Linked DNA regions of Mus musculus: region 1 is linked to region 2. A link is a loop called in an ENCODE intact Hi-C map of the cell type or tissue named here. Cell type or tissue: left cerebral cortex. All regions are shown on one strand. Each heading gives the region's core, and the rest is flanking DNA. Links, peaks and the distances in the headings are about the cores only. Region 1 overlaps Tmem245 (transmembrane protein 245). Region 2 holds the start of Ctnnal1 (catenin (cadherin associated protein), alpha-like 1).

The links. Peaks named below come from ENCODE experiments on the same cell type or tissue, not always from the same donor. Only the 100,000 strongest peaks of a DNase experiment are listed, where the experiment ranks them.
Region 1: a loop joins it to region 2, with 2.2 times the contacts of the local background. A loop is called at or near these places in 2 of 42 quality-filtered maps.

The regions. Positions count from the first base shown.
Region 1 is chr4:56,936,125-56,944,455 of GRCm38, reverse strand. It overlaps Tmem245 (transmembrane protein 245), which reads left to right. Exons shown (of 18, transcript NM_001369260.1): 2 at 6,477-6,594; 3 at 7,986-8,087. Among named protein-coding and RNA genes, the nearest start is that of Tmem245, 7.1 kb to the left of the region's middle. In left cerebral cortex, for the core only: no CTCF peak of the experiment used is centred there; DNase peaks (open chromatin) are centred at 1,651, 2,778 and 3,782; H3K27ac peaks cover 1,765 bases.
Region 2 is chr4:56,860,005-56,868,335 of GRCm38, reverse strand. Ctnnal1 (catenin (cadherin associated protein), alpha-like 1) reads left to right here and starts at 3,125. Exons shown (of 19, transcript NM_018761.3): 1 at 3,125-3,359. The coding sequence starts at 3,222. In left cerebral cortex, for the core only: a CTCF peak has its summit at 3,435; DNase peaks (open chromatin) are centred at 3,018, 3,843, 4,151, 4,555 and 1 more place; H3K4me3 peaks cover 2,412 bases; H3K27ac peaks cover 2,068 bases.

The sequences.
Region 1 (8,331 bases), core at 166-8,165, 76 kb before region 2:
TCCTGTCCAGCAGGAGGAAGAGACGTCAGATCTGAAAAACTAGAGAGCAGTCAGGTCATATTCTGAACCTGTTGCTGGCAGGCAAAGATCTGCTGGCAGTCAGAACTCCTGGTGCCCTTCAGGAAGGGCAAAGAACCTTTCTCCAAGCACATGTGTTTAAATCTTCAACTTAGGAGGAAAAACAAAACTGATTTCAGTTAAAAGGAAAAGTCCAGTGAACACAAAAATTGGACTAATCCCAGCTGTTGCCCTGGACTCTTAGTAGCTCATGCTGTCTCTGATTCTCCTGCCGTCTGTGCAGGTTTCCAGGTCCTGGCGTTTCTGCTTGCTTTTGGTGCCTCTGTTCACTTTGGTTTGTTAGCAGTCTGTCCTCATGTCTTCTTCCTGTACGCCTCACTTAAGCTCTTTTCTTTACCCTGGTTCCCTCCCAACACTGCGCCCTGGTTCCAGGTGAAACGCTAATCCTTCATGGTACCAGCAGTTCTTTTTCCACAGTTTCGGGTGTGTTGGAATATTGTCTTCACCTAGTGATTTCAGAATCACTAAGAAAAATGTCTTCTGATGTCCCATGCTCGGATTTCCCGGGTAACTTTCCCTGTGATGTACAATTGTGCAAGATAAGTGTGAAAAGTTACTAGTGTCCCCTGCTTCAGCCCTTTTCTCTGCCAGGAATATTTTGATCCCCTCTTTCCTTTTGTTTAGACTTGTTCAGGGGAAAAAGACCATTTCTAGTTTTTGCAGCAGCAGGTTTGTTTTCTCCGTGGCCCTGCCTCCTGTCTCTTTCTTTATGAAGAAGTAGTGTTGGAAACATTGAGGGCTGAAGGATCAGAGGACCTTCCTTGACTTAGAAACTTCGCTGTGGCAGTAACTTGCTTTGTGACCTGTGACCAAGGCCTCACTCTGGGCCCCTCAGCTCCCTTGCTGTGCAAATTGAAGGGCTGGCTTGAATGATGTCTAAGTCCCCTTGAGCTTAGTTCAGGGCCACAAGAGCCTCTTAGGAAGTGCACCCTGGCCAGCCAGCCTCTCAGGGAGGGCTACACCCTTCCACTTGGAAACCTTGAGAGGTTTGTTGCTGCTTACCTGACAGCAGCTGAGAGGAAGTTCTTTCACAACTAGAGACTTAGCTATAAAAACTCCTGACTCTGAAGGACCAGATGACCAAGAGAACAGTTTTCAGAATAGCTGTCTTAAAGGAGAATGAAGTACTTGGAGTAGTTGCTGCTCTAGCAGTGATTGGAGACGGCTTGTTTCTTCTGTCTGAGAGAGACTTAGGAAGTGGGGCCCGGGAGATGGCTCAGCCGGTAAAGTGCTTGAGAGTCTGAGTTTGAATCCTTAGAATCCAATAGAAGCCGTGGAGTGGTGATGGAGACTGGTGGATCCTGGTGGCTTGCTTTCCAGCCAGTCCAGGCAAAATGGTGAGCTCCAGGTTGAGAGACTTGCCTCAGAAAAGGAGAAGGGGGAAAAAGAAAGAAAGGAAGAAAAAAGATGGAGACATGAGTAAGGAAGACATCTCAAAGTCAGCCTTTGTCTCACATGAGTAGGTGTGCCTGCATGCACACATGCACTTTAACACACTGAGCACCTCACTGTGCCATTTCACTGAGAAGTATGTCATGTGTGATTGTGTCTCCTGAAAGGAAAATATGAGTGCCTTACTTGGAGAGCTAACTGAATGCTGCCAAGTTTTATGCCATCTTATGTAATGTCTAGCACACGGGTGCTAAAAGATGGTTGGATTATGTATTTTGGAGAGAGCACAGCATGTTTAAGAGAGGATAAATGTTAGGAAGCCTTCAGGTCAGCTGTGGTTCAGAGATTTAAATTCCCACACAAGCAGGTGTGCTCATGAGGCTGAATGTCTGGGCTAGGGAGGAAAACCCTGTTCTTGGTCATGGTGGCTCTGTAAACCTAGTGCTTGGGAGACCAGGACAGAGGATTGTGACCTTGAGGACAGTTCACAGTGAGGTCCTGTATCCAGACAAAGCAACACTCTTAAGGGTTGGAAAGCCAGCTCGGTGAGAGGGTCTCTGCTGAGTTTAATCCCCTTCCCTTCCAAACAAAGCAGAGACATGCATGACACGTGATCACAAAGCAAGTATAAGTACTTCTCATTGTTTTAGAAAAGCTTACCATACTTGTTATGTAAAGAACAGTTTAAGCAGCATAGAAATTTATATGGTAAAAGTAATTATATATGTGTGTGTATATATATACATATACATATACATATATATATAATATATATATATATATATATATATGATAACCACTATACTACAGAAAGTTTTCCCTATCATACATATCCTGTGTCACAATAATGTATATTAAAACATGGAGTCCCATATACACTGCTCTCATCAGGCAGTTCCTGGCCTCCTGTAGACCCTTTGCTGTTATGGCTTGCAGCTACAGTTTTTCTTTTTCATCTTGTTATGGAATGAATTCTTTTGTCCAAAATGTCTTTTAGAAAATGTTTATGACAAATCTTTGTGTATTCCAACAAATTCAGAGATAAACACTTTTAACTATTGGTAATTAAATTACCCAAAAAGCCAAGTGTTTGTAAATGGCTCTGTCTTTTGAACAAACAGTAGTATTTCTGTGAGTCTCTCTGAAGAACTACATGTAAATGGTTGTAAAACTTTGTAAGGCCCAAGGAAGGACATCTTAAAGGGAACCCCATTTCTTTCCTACTTGGGAAGGAGCATCCCACAGTGTGTAAGCATGTGGCACCCCTGAGCTCCAGCTGCCTGCAGATGGTGACTTTCATTGTTTTTATTGTTGAGTATATTTTTACCATTATACTTTATATGCATAAATTTACACTGTGCTCCTGAATATAGTCGCCACACTCCTCCGGTTCTGAATACATTTGCATTTTTGAAGCTGTATTGTAAACGGCAACTGAATACTCTGTATTTATCTGCACACCGTAGTGTTCATGTAGCACAGTCCTGAAGGTGGAATTAGGGGGCTATGGAGGAGCTGATTGCTTTAACCTGAAGGAAGGTTATCTGTGAGCTTCATGTTTACTGGATAAAAATAACAGTTTTCTTCAGATCAAAATTTCTCTTAAAAAATCTGAGGTATATAATTTATTTCTTAGCAACACAGGTTTCCTTGTGAGTAGAGATAACAGCTTCTCAGAATTTGTCTGGATACACATAAGGAGGTAGATAGAAACTTACTCTGTTTTTAGACAGCTATTAGTTGCTGGAAACATTTATACTCATTGTAGTGAAATATGCTAATTCATAATTTCCACTATGTCGGCATCAGAACTCCAGAAAACTAAGCTACTCGCCTCTTCCCAGGTGCTTGTCTCCCCCACTCTCCTGGCTCTTTTGTTAGTCAACTTGACAAGCTCGAGTTATCTGGGAAGATAAGGGAACCAAGAAAGTGCCTCTATCCGACTGCCTGTAGACAAAGTCTGTAGACATTTTCTTTATATGATGTGAGAGGGCCCATCCTACTGTGGCTGTTGCCACCCTTAGACAGGTGGTCCTAGGGTATATAAGAAAGCAAACTGAGCAAGCCAGTAAGTAGCCTTCCTTCGAGGCTTCAGTTCCTGTCTCCAGGTTCCTGACTTGAGCTCCTGCCTGGACTCCTTTCCATGATAGACTCCGATGTGGAATTGAAAGCAAAACAAACCCTTTCTCCCCCCGCTGCCTGTAGTCACTGTGTTCTATCGCAGCAGTGATGGCCACCTTTCGGCGTCCAGCGTCTGAGAACAGCTATCACAGGCTGCTGCTGCTCTCTACTTCTTCATAAGCTAGAGTCCGCCCACCTAGTCATGGCTGTATCATGGGACAGTGTTCCTTTGCTTTTTTAGCCTGAATTTTATTGCTTACAGTTTGTTGGTGTCTAGTTGCATTTTTATAAACAGACATTCTACATTGACTGCTGGAGTTAGGTGCTCTCTCCAGTCCCTGTTTGTACATTCGGGTTTTGGACCTGAAGGCACAGCTTTGCCCATCTTGGCATTAAATGTAACAATCTTCCTTGAATCAGCACAGCGTCCTGGCCGTGGGTTGGTTACCTTAGGTCTGTAGGTGGGCAGCTTGCCTCTGATCATTCTGTCTCAGTTTTGTGTAACCTGTGGGCTTTGCTAGTACTTTGCCAGAGTTTTGTAAATTTTTTTCACTTAGGACTCCTATTTACCTAAGAAAATTTCGTATGACCTTAGTTATGTAGCTATATAAGACAGGTTTATAATCAAACATTTACTGTTAATAAATCATAACTGTATTTAATTTTATTTTTTACTTTATATGTATGAATGTTTTGCCTGTATGTATGTCTGCGTACCACATGTGTGCAGTGTTTGTAGAGATAGAAGAGGGTGTTAGATCCCCTAGAACTGGAGTTACAGATAATTTTGAGCCCCTATGTGGGTGCTGGGATTAGAACCCAGATCCTCTGGAAGAGCAGCCAGTGCTCTTAACCACTGAGCCATATCTTCAGATTAAAGCAGATTTGTGTGCTAATGAGATAAGTGTGCTTGGGTGAGTGTTTAATCCTGTAGGCACAGCATCTTCAGTATTCTTCAGAGTTCATTGCTAGTTTGATTTTTATAATCAGTGCTGAGAGTGTTGCTTTGCTTAAGTAGGTACATAGTGCAGAATGGCAAGGCTATTTTTAGTGCCATTTCAAAAACTGCTGGAAATTTTCTCATAGGCTCGAGTCGAAAAGCACCTGAGGATTTTGTACTTTTTTTTTTAAGAAATTGGTCAGTGCCAGGCAGTGGTGGCGGATGCCTTTAATCCCAGCTCTTGAGAGTCAGAGGCAGGCAGATTTCTGAGTTCAAGACCAGTATGGTCTACAGAGTAAGTTCCAGGTCAGCCAGGGCTACACAGAGAAACCCTGCCCCGGAAACAAACCAAACTAAACAAACAAACAACAAAAAAAGAAATTGGTCAGCACTTCAAATAGTTTCAAAAATCAACAATTCTAAGAGTGCATGCAGATAGAATAGTTGGTACCCCACATGCTGTGGAATGCTGAGGAAATTCCTAAAATGTTCTTCTTCCATAGCAGGAAGAGGCTTTGTGTAAGAGCTGTGAGTGCAAAGGGGGCCCTTTAGGTCAGAACCAAGGCTTTAGTGAAATCACGTGACTCCACTGCAGGAAGCACCTCCGACTTCTACGTATATGATTTTGGATTACATTTTCATTGTTGCATGTTCAGAACCTATACTACTGACAGACAATTTTCATGACCTTCACATTCCTTTATACCTATGTCACAGCCCATAGGTTTAGAAGCTGGGTTCTAGTCTGGCTGTTGAGTGACCAACAGGATCTGTGTGGCATAGGGAGAAGTCCAGCCCTTCCCTCAGGGTCACTATTTTACCACTTTGTAATTACTGAAATCGATTGTATCTTCATTATGAAAAGGACTCTATTTCAGACTCTACCTTTTTTTTTCCCCCTAGCACCACTTGTTTCTCCTTTACTAGGGCTGCAGTGATGGCTCAGTAGTTAAGAGCACTGGTTGCACCTGCAGAGGACTGGGGTTTGATCACCAGCACCCACGTGGTAGGTCACAACTGTCACAACCTTGACACGGGGTGCTCCAGTGTCCTCTTCTGGCTTCTGAGGGAACCAGGCACGCACTTGGTACACGGACATATGTGGAGGCTAAATATACCCATACACACAAATACAAATTGTTATTTGTTAGTGTTCTCGTGAAGAAAGAGTTATGTGGATGTAGGGGCCTTGGCAGCTTGTGATGATCGTTTATCTGTAGTGATAATCGTTAGTGATAATCCTTCAGCTGTAGGGTTGGGAAATGGAGGAGGAACCATGGCTGGTTCTCTTTTCAACTTTTGCTGTTTCTTCTTGTAATATTTTTTTTCAGATACCCTTTTTAACTGGTGCATATGACTGTAGGTTAGGGTCTCAACATCTGTCACTTAGATTATCAACTGGCTTATACTTTAGCTAGCTCTTCTTTGTTTTCAAAATAACTACTTTCCTACTTACATTTTATAGGCTAAAGTATGGGCTCTTTTTAGCCTTTTTCTTTTTTAGGGTCCCTACCTTCATATTAGTCAACAGAAACTTCTAGGAATTCTACAAGATCAACTGTAATTTAAATATGGTACTTACATATAACTTTTATTTTTAAAAAAACTAGTTAAATGGGGGAATTAGAACAGTTCCCAAACCAAAAATTGTATGAGTGTTTCTGGTAAAAATAAAGATCTATTTTTTTTTTTTTAAAAGTTAAATGGATTTTGAACTTTTGTATGTCTTAAAACAATGTACTTTATTAAGTATATAAGTATCACTGCCTGGGTTTCAAATGCCTATTTAAACATAACTAAATGAAAAAGGAAGACCCAGGCAGGCCACCCATAGCATCCTGTCTGTGCCGTGTCCGGAATACTTACACTATACAGATGCTGCAGATATTGTGTAACATATGCTCTTTGTTGTATATATGTTACAACTCTGTCTTATTTATTTAAGATCTGGACATTGGTAGTTGGCTACGTGCTGATGGTTTCATTCAAGTGGAATGCAAGCACTCAACGGTATTTGAGAGCAGTTTCGATTCCTGTGTGGATGATACTGCTTTTTCATATAGGTGAGTCCTTTCTTCTTCTTCAAAACAGCCGCCCAGTAACTGTAGTTTAAGAGGCTGATCAGTGGATGTGGGTCTTTGTATGTTGCACTAGAGATGCTTTAACATATTCTGTAGAAACTGTTGCGATTTGAGCTTTCGCTAATCTTCATCCAAGATACTCTGCTTTCAGATGTTGATCTTTAAGTTCCCTATGCATTCTTTACTAAGTTCTTGACAGTAAGTGTGCAGTGGGTAACCTTCTAGCTCACTTTGCTTGTGGCAAGCTTGGGGAGGAGATGGAAAAGCACCCAAGGATGATGAGAGGCTTGGGCCTTGTTGAGTTTGGGTCTGGGTAAGAAGGAGGTCTTGGGGTAGGAATGGGGGAGGAGGTTAGACAAGAAGAGTGTATGAAATACAAAAACCTCTTCCTAAGAGGTGTTCATCCTGTGAAAGAGTGGCTTAAGCACTTGTGTGTCACGAGGGAGAGATGCCAGAGCTTCAGGGAGCAGCGGGAAGACCGTTGATGGCTTAGCAGAGACGGTGCACGCCAAGGCTGCTCAGTCATGAGTTTCCTGCTCGGTGGGGCAGCTCACTGTTAGCTGGGGCCAGAGTGCTGCTGCTGCATGCTCTTGAATGGCTTTTCAGCATGACTCACATGACTGGGCAAGACTTGTAAGACTGAGTTGATAGAACTACTAAGTTCTACTTTAAAAAGAAAATAGTTGAGCAACTTAGAGCAGCAGATAACCTAAAGTTGTTTTTAGAGTCGTTTTTATAAATTGTGTTCCCCCTCTCCCCAAAGGAAGCAGCAGCCAAGCCCAGCTGTCTGTAAATGTCTTGCTCAGGGTCTGGCTTTGAGAGGTACTGTCTGCAGGTTTATGGAGTTGGAACGATGAGGTTTATCTGCAAGGTCTCCTGATGATGTATGTCAGTCACTCAGGTTATATTTGCAGAAGGCAGAAGAGGACTCAGGGAAGGCGGGTGCTTGGGGACTTAGCTGTGTACTGTGGGAGTTCTGGATACAGTTTTGGGGCCTGTTGGGTCCTTTTTGAAACTCGAGTTCTAACCTAGTGATATTTCAGAGAAACAGGCTGGTTCCCTGACTTCAGGGTTTGTGTCTACGACTTTGTTTGTCGTGGTGTCAGGTGCTGCATAGGGGTGAACTTGAGTTTGGGGTAATGTGAAACCTGTGGGTATGTGGGGGTGCATATGATGGCCTGGAGATTGACCTCTTAAGGGTAGGTTGGCACATGCCTTCATCCTTTGAGAGCAAGGGTGAAATTGTTCTTTCGTTAGAGTCTACCTGTATGAGGGCCTTTTAACAATGTTTTTCCCTGTGAAATAATCTCTTAATTTTCCTGTATATCAAATTGTTCTATTAACTGAAAACATGACTTCTTACTACTTTTCAGCATCACTGGCTGGCTCATGGAGAATTCCAGTATTCCTGGTTATTGTTTTCCTGATGTCTGTGGGCACCCTTTATGAAAAACAGAATGAGAAGGAGTCGGCTGGTAAGACAGTCTTTTATGAGTGCGTTCTTAGTGTTTTGGAAGGATAGCTGTCTGTACTGCTGTGATAAATACCATGACAAAAGTGGCTTGGGGGGGGGGGGGGAAGGGTTTATTTCCTCTTCTAACTCTCAAGTCAAAGGTCACACTCATTGCAGCGAGGTCAGCTCAGGACTGAAGCTGATCCAGAGGCCATAAAGGACTAGCTTGTTCTTCATGACTTGCTCAGCCTGCTTTCCTACAGCTC
Region 2 (8,331 bases), core at 306-8,305:
CGACTTGGAGAATTGTAGGTAGAGTCTTCTCACCAGTGTCACAAAAGCTTGGTGCCTGGAGGGGCTGTTGTAGTCAGGTTATGCCTTTGTTTTAGACAAGGAAACCAATGTGTGGGTAAAGTAGCTTACGCAGCAGCCAGTTAGCAACCGAATTCAGATGGAACAGGTCCTCTCCATCAGCCTGCCTTCTGCTCCTCCTGTCTTCCTCACGGCTCAGTCACTTTTGTCACACATAAATAAAAAAAGAGAAAAGTGGAAAGTTCCCTATAGCACTTGTATGCACAGTTAATAGAGTTGTAAGAGAAAAGCTGCCGTGGGAGGGGAGATTCCATGGTCAATTAAAATTGAGGAATGCTAACTTATTTCCTTTCCCTGGGCTGTCTGAGTTTCTATTATGCCATGACACATTTTGATCTTAGGAGGGGACAGACTGTTGCACTTGATATTGTTCTCCTGTCCTCGCCCCCATTTCTCTGAGCATCTCAACCAGTTTTTGGTCAAGTTTACAGGTCTTCTAGAAGACGATTTCCAGTGAAAATACTGGCAGTGAGTTTGTTATGGTGCTGCGATGGCATTGGTAACAAGCCCCAGCGGTGCAATGAGCTACCAGAAAGACTTAGCTGCCCAGAGCTGTCCTTGCAAGGAGTTTCTTTCCCACCTGGGGCACACAAAGTCAGTATTTGTGTTTGATTTTGCAAGTTACCCAAGAATTAATTAACTAATGGAAATGTATTGGTGATGTTGATACTGCAGCTTAGCAATGCTTCTGTGTGGCACTTTATAATCTTCAGGCGCCTTTGAGGACTCCCTGTGAGCCAGGCAGTATCGCAGTGACTGTATGGTCAGAGTCCTAGGAGCCCTGAAAAACTGGTTGCTGATTCTGTCTCTTCCCCCTCCTGCCCTCCTCTCTCCGAAGTTTACATCCTAAAAGGATAGAGCCAGAACTTGGTTACAGAGTCTCTGACTCCAAGTCCAAAGTTCTTTATACTGGTCTTTCCTTCTAGCTTTATGTATACAACAAAAGGTATGGAAACAGATCTTCACACTGTTTTTGCTTATTGTGAAAACCAATTCTTTTGTATTGGAGTGACCCAGAAGTGTAACTCTTACTACATTTTGTCCCTGTAGTGCCACTTGTTCAGGGACTTGGATTGTACTCCAGATACTGTTTGATTGTGAAACTAAGATTGAACATACCGCTGTAATTATTTAACTCTGAAAATATATCGCCTCTGCATTCTCAGGTGAAGGAGATGGTTTGAAAGGAAAAATAGTGTTCAGATGAAACAATAAATATTCTTTATTACACAAATGCCGTTTCTTAGCTTTAATTTGCTTTCACAACTTGTTGATGATCTTTGTAAAATGTAAAATATTTATATTTTGAAATAAAGTTACAAATGTTGAATGAAACCGGTGATAAACTTAGCCTCCTCTTTTTGAGGAATTTGAACTTTGTCCAGACTTTCCCTGGGTATCCTACCTTTGGTGCCACTATCTATACTGATGCCAGTATTTTTATGAAATTGGGTCATCTTACATGAGGGAAGCTGTCTGCAGAGTAAGTGTTTACACCATAAAGAGGCCAGAAGAGTCCATAGCTGAGGCAGAAGTCCTCAGTGGTTTGGTGGGAGGCAGCCTTGTAGATCAGGCGTGAGAGAGGGTTAAGGTAAGTGTTGGGAGAAGGAGCCTGGAGAAAGCTCTGCAGCTCAGGGTGCATACTGTTCTTCTAAAGGAGCCAGTTCAATTCCTAACACCTATGTTGGACGGCTGGTAACCCCCTTAATTCAGCTCCAGGAGATCTGATGCCTCTGTCCTTCAGGCACTGCCCTCACGGACACATGCCCACGTGTAGACACACTTTACAAGAAAAAAAGAATTGGAGGATGAGTTGAATTCAGGAGCTCTTTTATACCATTACCGGAGATGCCCATGCTGCTTGGGCAGGTGAAACTGAGTCCTTCAGCTTCCCTTCCAACACTGCAAGCCGAATCCATCAGCCTAACTTGATGAAGAAAGCCAGTCTCAGATTCCTTTTTGCCCCCACGTGTGCTCATTAGCAGCTATGGTCCTTCAAAAATGCTTTATTGTGCTGCTTAGTCAGTCGCTGGGTCCTTCCTAAGGTCAGTGTAGAATCTTTCTTAAGACACAGGCTTCTGAATGCCTTCCTTGGCTTTGTTCCTGGAAACTGGAGGAAAAGGCGCTTTGGCACCTCTTCTCACCACAGGGATTCTGTGTGAGCTCATGGTTGGGCTGAGAGAATGGATTCTTAGCCTTAAGTGACTTCAGTCAGACACATCTTTTCATTCAAGGAGCAGTTAACATGCTGCTAGTTCTTGGCTAATATTAGAAACAATGTTACAAGTTTTTAAAAGGTATTATTTAGCCAGAGCCCAAACTTTTGTTTTTGATTCTCTTGAAGGTGAATTCTAAAGGTAACTGCAAGATACACTGCCTTCTTGCTGAGTATCAAGATATGTGAATATATTATCAAATGTTTCAACTCTGTAAGAGATACAATCAGAACATAGAAGTGGAGGCGAAATGGGACTGTCTTTCCTCGGAAGCCATTGAAAGAAAGATGGTTACAAGTGTAATTGATGTCTCAGTCCCAGGGCAGAGGTTCAACACCATAAAAACATGTAGAAATATTTACGGGAAATCAGAATTGACTTTTGAGGCAAATGGATTTGGTGGAAAGCTTTGTTGGGGACAGTTGTCTTCTGGTAAGAGGCCACATAAACTTGTGGAGGCTCTCGGGTGGCCTGCTCTAGATAAAATTAGGCTTTGGAACTCACCCTTGAGGAAAGAGGCACAGGGGCGGCCAGAGGGCGGGTCCGCGGGGTGGGACTATGGCAGTGGATGGGTGGGGCCGCCCAGGTATTAGGGCGGAGCTGGTGGGGCGTGCCACCCTAGAGGCGGAGCTGATGATCCTGGACTGCTACGCGCCAGACTATGGGTCAGTGGGCGGGACGTAGAGGGGGCTCGGCTAGGGTGCTGGGCAGAACTAGCTAGAGTTGGGTGGCCTCGAAGGCGGGGCCCGCGCGGTGGTACAGGCCTGGGGGCGGGGATACGGGCCCAGGGTCGCATGGAGGCGGGGCCGAAGTAGTGGCACAAGGGTAGGGGTGGGGCCTCGGTGCGGCGAGGCGGCGGGCAACCCGGAGGCTGGTTGGCGGGCAGGCAGAGGTGCGGATAGCGCGCTGTGCTATCGGTGGAGGGCCATGGCCGCTTCTCCAGTCCCGGGCGGTGGCGGTGCGGGAGCTGTCCACTCCTCCAACGCGGCTGGCTTCACCTTCGACTCGGGACTGGAGATCAGGACGCGCTCGGTGGAACAGACTCTTCTGCCCCTGGTTTCTCAGGTACCGCGGCCCCTGGTCCCCGTGTGCGCTGCCCGCGATGGCGGCGGGCGCTCTTTCCTCGGTCCGGCTTGGCGGGGCGGGAGGCGGCGCTGTCCCGCATTGCGCGAGCAAGACGGCGGCACGGCGGGACTCGCGTGGGGGCCCAGAGCCGGGCGGCTACTCCTGGGCTCGCGGTGAAGCGCTGGAAGCGCTGGAGCCCAGCAGGTGCGTTGTTCGGCCTAGGCAGCCGGACCCGCCTGGCCCAGTGGCTCCGAGTGAGGCCCAGCCGCGGGTCAGTAGGACCCCTATGGGGTTCTCTGACTTCCAGAGCCAAGCTGGCGGCCGCTGCTCAGTCGGCCGCCGCTGTCGCTGTCCGCATCGCAGGCCAGACCCAGGCGCTGGGTGCAGACTAAGGCATTCCAGTTTGCCTCTTACTCCAGCGTGTTCTCCAAGGCCTTTGTCCTGTTCCCTTGGTCATGTGTGGGCTCGCCCAACTCCCACCCACTCCGGCCACCTGTCCTGTCTCTCCCTGTCATTTGCCTGCCCACCACCTCTGTCTGCTAGAACTCTGTAGAGTGACAGGAAGGAGTGCTTAATCCTGATTGATGCACACCTTTTGCAAGGTCTCAGTTGGGATTAGTGCATTATTATATTTTGAGTTATAAAAGAAGTCTAGAATCAGCTAGGATGTGCTTAATTAAAAAAAAAAAGTTTGTCTCTCTGAGCTGAGGTATACATAACCCGAGGGCTAGAATTCCTCATCTACAGCTATGGTACTGTGCCAAACACCAAGGGAGGAATTTTGTCTTTGGCTGTGCGTTGGCGATGTGTGACTCATACTAAGCCTGTAACACCTTGGTGACTCATGCCAGGATTACCAAGATTTTAGAGGTAGAAAGAATCTTAAATTATCTTATCCGACTCCAAATTAAAAGATGATTTCTTACAACAACCTCAACTCCTGTCCACCAATGCCTTACATAAACACGTTTAATGAAAGGGAGGTTGTCACTATTCCATAGACTTTTAAATACTGTCTGTTCCAGCCTGGTCGCAAAAATATTTGAAAATTGTAGTTTTATATGCTTCTGAAATTCTTCTAATGCTAATGAAGTAAATATCCCCATTTTCCTCCCTGCATCCTGTGATTAATGGAGCAATGGTGACTATACCTGGCACTCTGTGGCTTTCTGTCTTCCTGAGTAATGCATGCATGCATGGAAGAGCCGCCATTTCCTTTCTAGCACTTACATCTCCTTCCACCCTGGAGACTTCCCCGAACTCCCCATCACCAGAACAACCACACCCCATAAGTGGCGAGGAATGGAGAGAGATGAGAGTGATGGGCTAGAGGCGGATTAGGCTTTACCCATCTCCTTAGTACTAGAAGTTTGCCAGTGCTAACTCATTTAATTCTTGCCACCCCTGAGGTGAGGTGTGGGGTTGTTTCTCTCAGAAGGCAGATGAAGAAGTGGACCGTTAGTTAGATCAGCTAACCTGATGTTAGGAATTTCAACTCTTAAATGCCCAAGAGGGGTTTGAATCCAGGTAGCTTGCCTCCAGTAGTCTGTCTGCTTTTTAGCCACCCCCATGTCCCTTCTAGAGATAAGAGGAGGTGATGTGAGCAGGGCAGAGTAGTTACAAAAAAAAAGTTCCAGTGTAGAAAAACTATCCAGAGAGCTGCAGTCTGAAAAAACAGTAACTTTGTATAGTATCATTGCTAAAACGTTACCAGTACTATGGAGCTGTGTTTTTACCAGTACTATGGAGCTGTGTTTTTTATTCTAAAGCAAGAGAGCAGAAGAGGAAAAGTGTAATTTGCTGCTAAAAATTAACTGGAGGGGAAAAATGCCCTTCCCCGTTTGGTACGTGATGCCTTATTCAGCATCACGGTTGAGGTTCTGTGTCCCACAGTTGTGGCGGTGCCACAGTTCCATGACCGATGTGCATAACGACAGACCATCCTCACAGTATCAAGAGATGCATAAAGCATGGTTAGGGTGCTTGACTGACAAAGTATGGAAGTACATAAAGACAATTTAGACTGATTTCAAAGTTTCACTGAGTTTAAGATATTAAAACTGGAGCTGGGGACATAGCTCAGTTTTTATACATGTGACCCCCAGCATCACATAAGCTATGGCAGTTCATGTAAACTCTGCACTCAGGAAGTGGAGTTTGGGGCCAGCCTGACTCACATGGATCTCTCTCTTCCTCCTCCTCCTCCTCCTCCTCCTCCTCCTCCACGTCCTCCTCCTTGTCATCGTCGTCGTCATCGTCATCCTCCTCCTCCTCCTCCTCGTCCTCTCACCCTCTTATTCTCTTCTCTCCCCCTCTGAGTTTGGGGCTCGGGGTGGGGTGGGGACAGCCCTCTGGAAAACTCACATGCTCAAGAGTTTCTCTTCTATCCGGGCGTGGTGGCGCACGCCTTTAATCCCAGCACTCGGGAAGCAGAGACAGGTGAATCTCTGAGTTCGAGGTCAGCCTGGTCTACAAAGTGAGTTCCAGGACAGCCAGGGCTATACAGAGAAACCCTGTCTCGAAAAACAAAACAAAACAAAAAAAACAAACAAACAAAAAAAAGAGTTTCTCTTCTAAGGATACAGCACTGTTATTCTTATCCACTAATTTCCACATCTCCCTAAGGATATTTTAAGTACTTGAATTAAGAATTTATTATAGTTGCCGCTCTTTAAAGGGCATATATTTTAGCTGGTAGGTAGAGTGTGTACAGGATAGCAAGCACGTATAAAGTATCCGATGAGTTTATCAATAATGCATGCTCCTAGAGCTCAGATGTTGAATCAGGGAGGACACTGTGAAGGAGACAAGGTTTGGGGTAAACAAGTAAGATTAGCATCACCCAATGTGTGGTAGATAGCTGTTATTTTTGTGTTGATTCACTGCCGATTTTCCCAGTGAAAGTCTTGACTTTTAGGTCTTATTCTAGAAAAACAAGGCCTTGTCAGCATCAGAAAATCTGTAGAGTTTTCTGTCTTCACAGATTAGAAATGAAATACTTTCACTGCAATAGATACAGAAAGAACCTTCATTTTCATTCAGCTTCTAATTATAACAAATTATTTTGTAAACTACAAGTAGGAAATGCTGTCCTTTGCTGGGGATGCAGATCAGTGATAAGAGTGCTTGTCTAATGTATACACATAACACGCACGCGCGCACATACACACACAAACACACACACATTCTAAAAATATTGCTGGAACAACCCATGTTAGCTGATAAGGGAACATAACATATTGCTGGAAAAGCCTTTCTTAGCTGATAAGGATATCTACAGGAAACATTATAGCAACAATAAACTTTAAAGATACATTTATTTTTAAAAGGCAGAGACAAGAACTGGTACCTGCTATCACAGACCTGTTGAAATGATGCTGGAAATCCCAGGCCTTCTATGAGACAAGAATCAACAAAAGGTGCAGAGATACAAAAAGAAAAATCAGGAGCCCCGTTGTGTTAGAATTATCAATATAGAAATAGTACATTCATGGAATATACATTCTATGAATGGTTGCATTTGTCTACATTAATTTTTAAAAGACATTAAAATACCAGTTATAGTAAGATATTAAAACAAGAGGTTACTAGAAGGATTTGCATGAGTATATAGCAAAGAAAGCTATCAGATTATGGAGAAAGTCAAAGTAGACTGAGAGAAAAGTACTATGTTCATGTCTAGACCAATAGAAAACTCAAGACATAGCTTTTCCTATTGATTTGTAAATTTAGTGCAATTCCAATGAAACTTTCCATAGAGTTTGGGATAATATTTGGATAAAGTAATTCTAAAAATGTATATGAAAGACCAAAGAACCAAGAACAGTCAGAAGTAAAGCAAGATGTGTGAGCTTACTCTACCTACCTAAGTCCAGATGTAGTGCACTGGGAGTTGGGGGCAGGCAGATCAGTGAGACTTGGAGACCAGCCTGGTCTATGTAGCAAGTTCCAAGCCACAGAGGCTACACATTGAGAACCTGACTCAGAAAAGAAAAACTGAAGTTAGAGGATGGGATAATGGCACAGGGTTGTAATCCCAGCACACATGAGGCTGAGGCAGAAGAATTATTAAGTAACAGGCCATCCTGAGTGACATAATGGGACCCTGTCTAAGAAAAAGGCTGATACTATGACTATCCTAGCAATTCAACCCCTGTCTATATGTGCAGAGAAACCCCTGCAAATATTTGAGACATAGAATCCGAGTATGAATAACATTTTACTTGTGAAGTTCCCAAATGAAAAACTACCAAAATCTTTTAACAGGATGTTTAAATTAATTGTGGAATGTTTAGCCCCAAAGAGTCTATGTATGATTAAAATGACTGAGCCATAGCTGCAAGTCTGTTCTGTTGCTTCCCTTTGCTACTTTGTGGGTTCTTCTTTTTCCCACCCTTTATTTCCTAGGTTTCACTCCCTATCAATAGATAGGAGGGAAGGAAGGAAGGGGGTCCGGAAGAGAGAGAGATCTGAATCTCATTTCTTTCTTTGAGCATGACTACTAACAAACTACAACCAATTCCCCTGAACAACCACCAACTCTCGGGGTCCTAGCATTTATACACCCTCTGAAAAGTTCCCAGAATTCCAAACATCACACAACCGCAGAAACTATTCTGCAGCTGACAAAACCATGCCCCTGACAGAGCGTGAGACAAATCATAGTCAGCTGCTTTGGACAGTCTGAAGCAGCCCCGTATGCTCATACCCAGGATTAATATGAAAGCATATTATAATATTTCTTTTTTTAAAGATTTATTTATTTATTATATTTATATGAGTACACTGTAACTGTCTTCAGACACACCAGAAGAGGACATCGGATCCCAGTACAAATGGTTGGGAGCCACCATGTGGTTGCTGGGAATCAAACTTGGAACCTCTGGAAGAGCAGTCAGTGCTTTTTTTTGTTGTTGTTGGTTTTTGTTTTTTGAGACAGGCTTTCTCTGTCTATCTCTGGCTATCCTGGAAC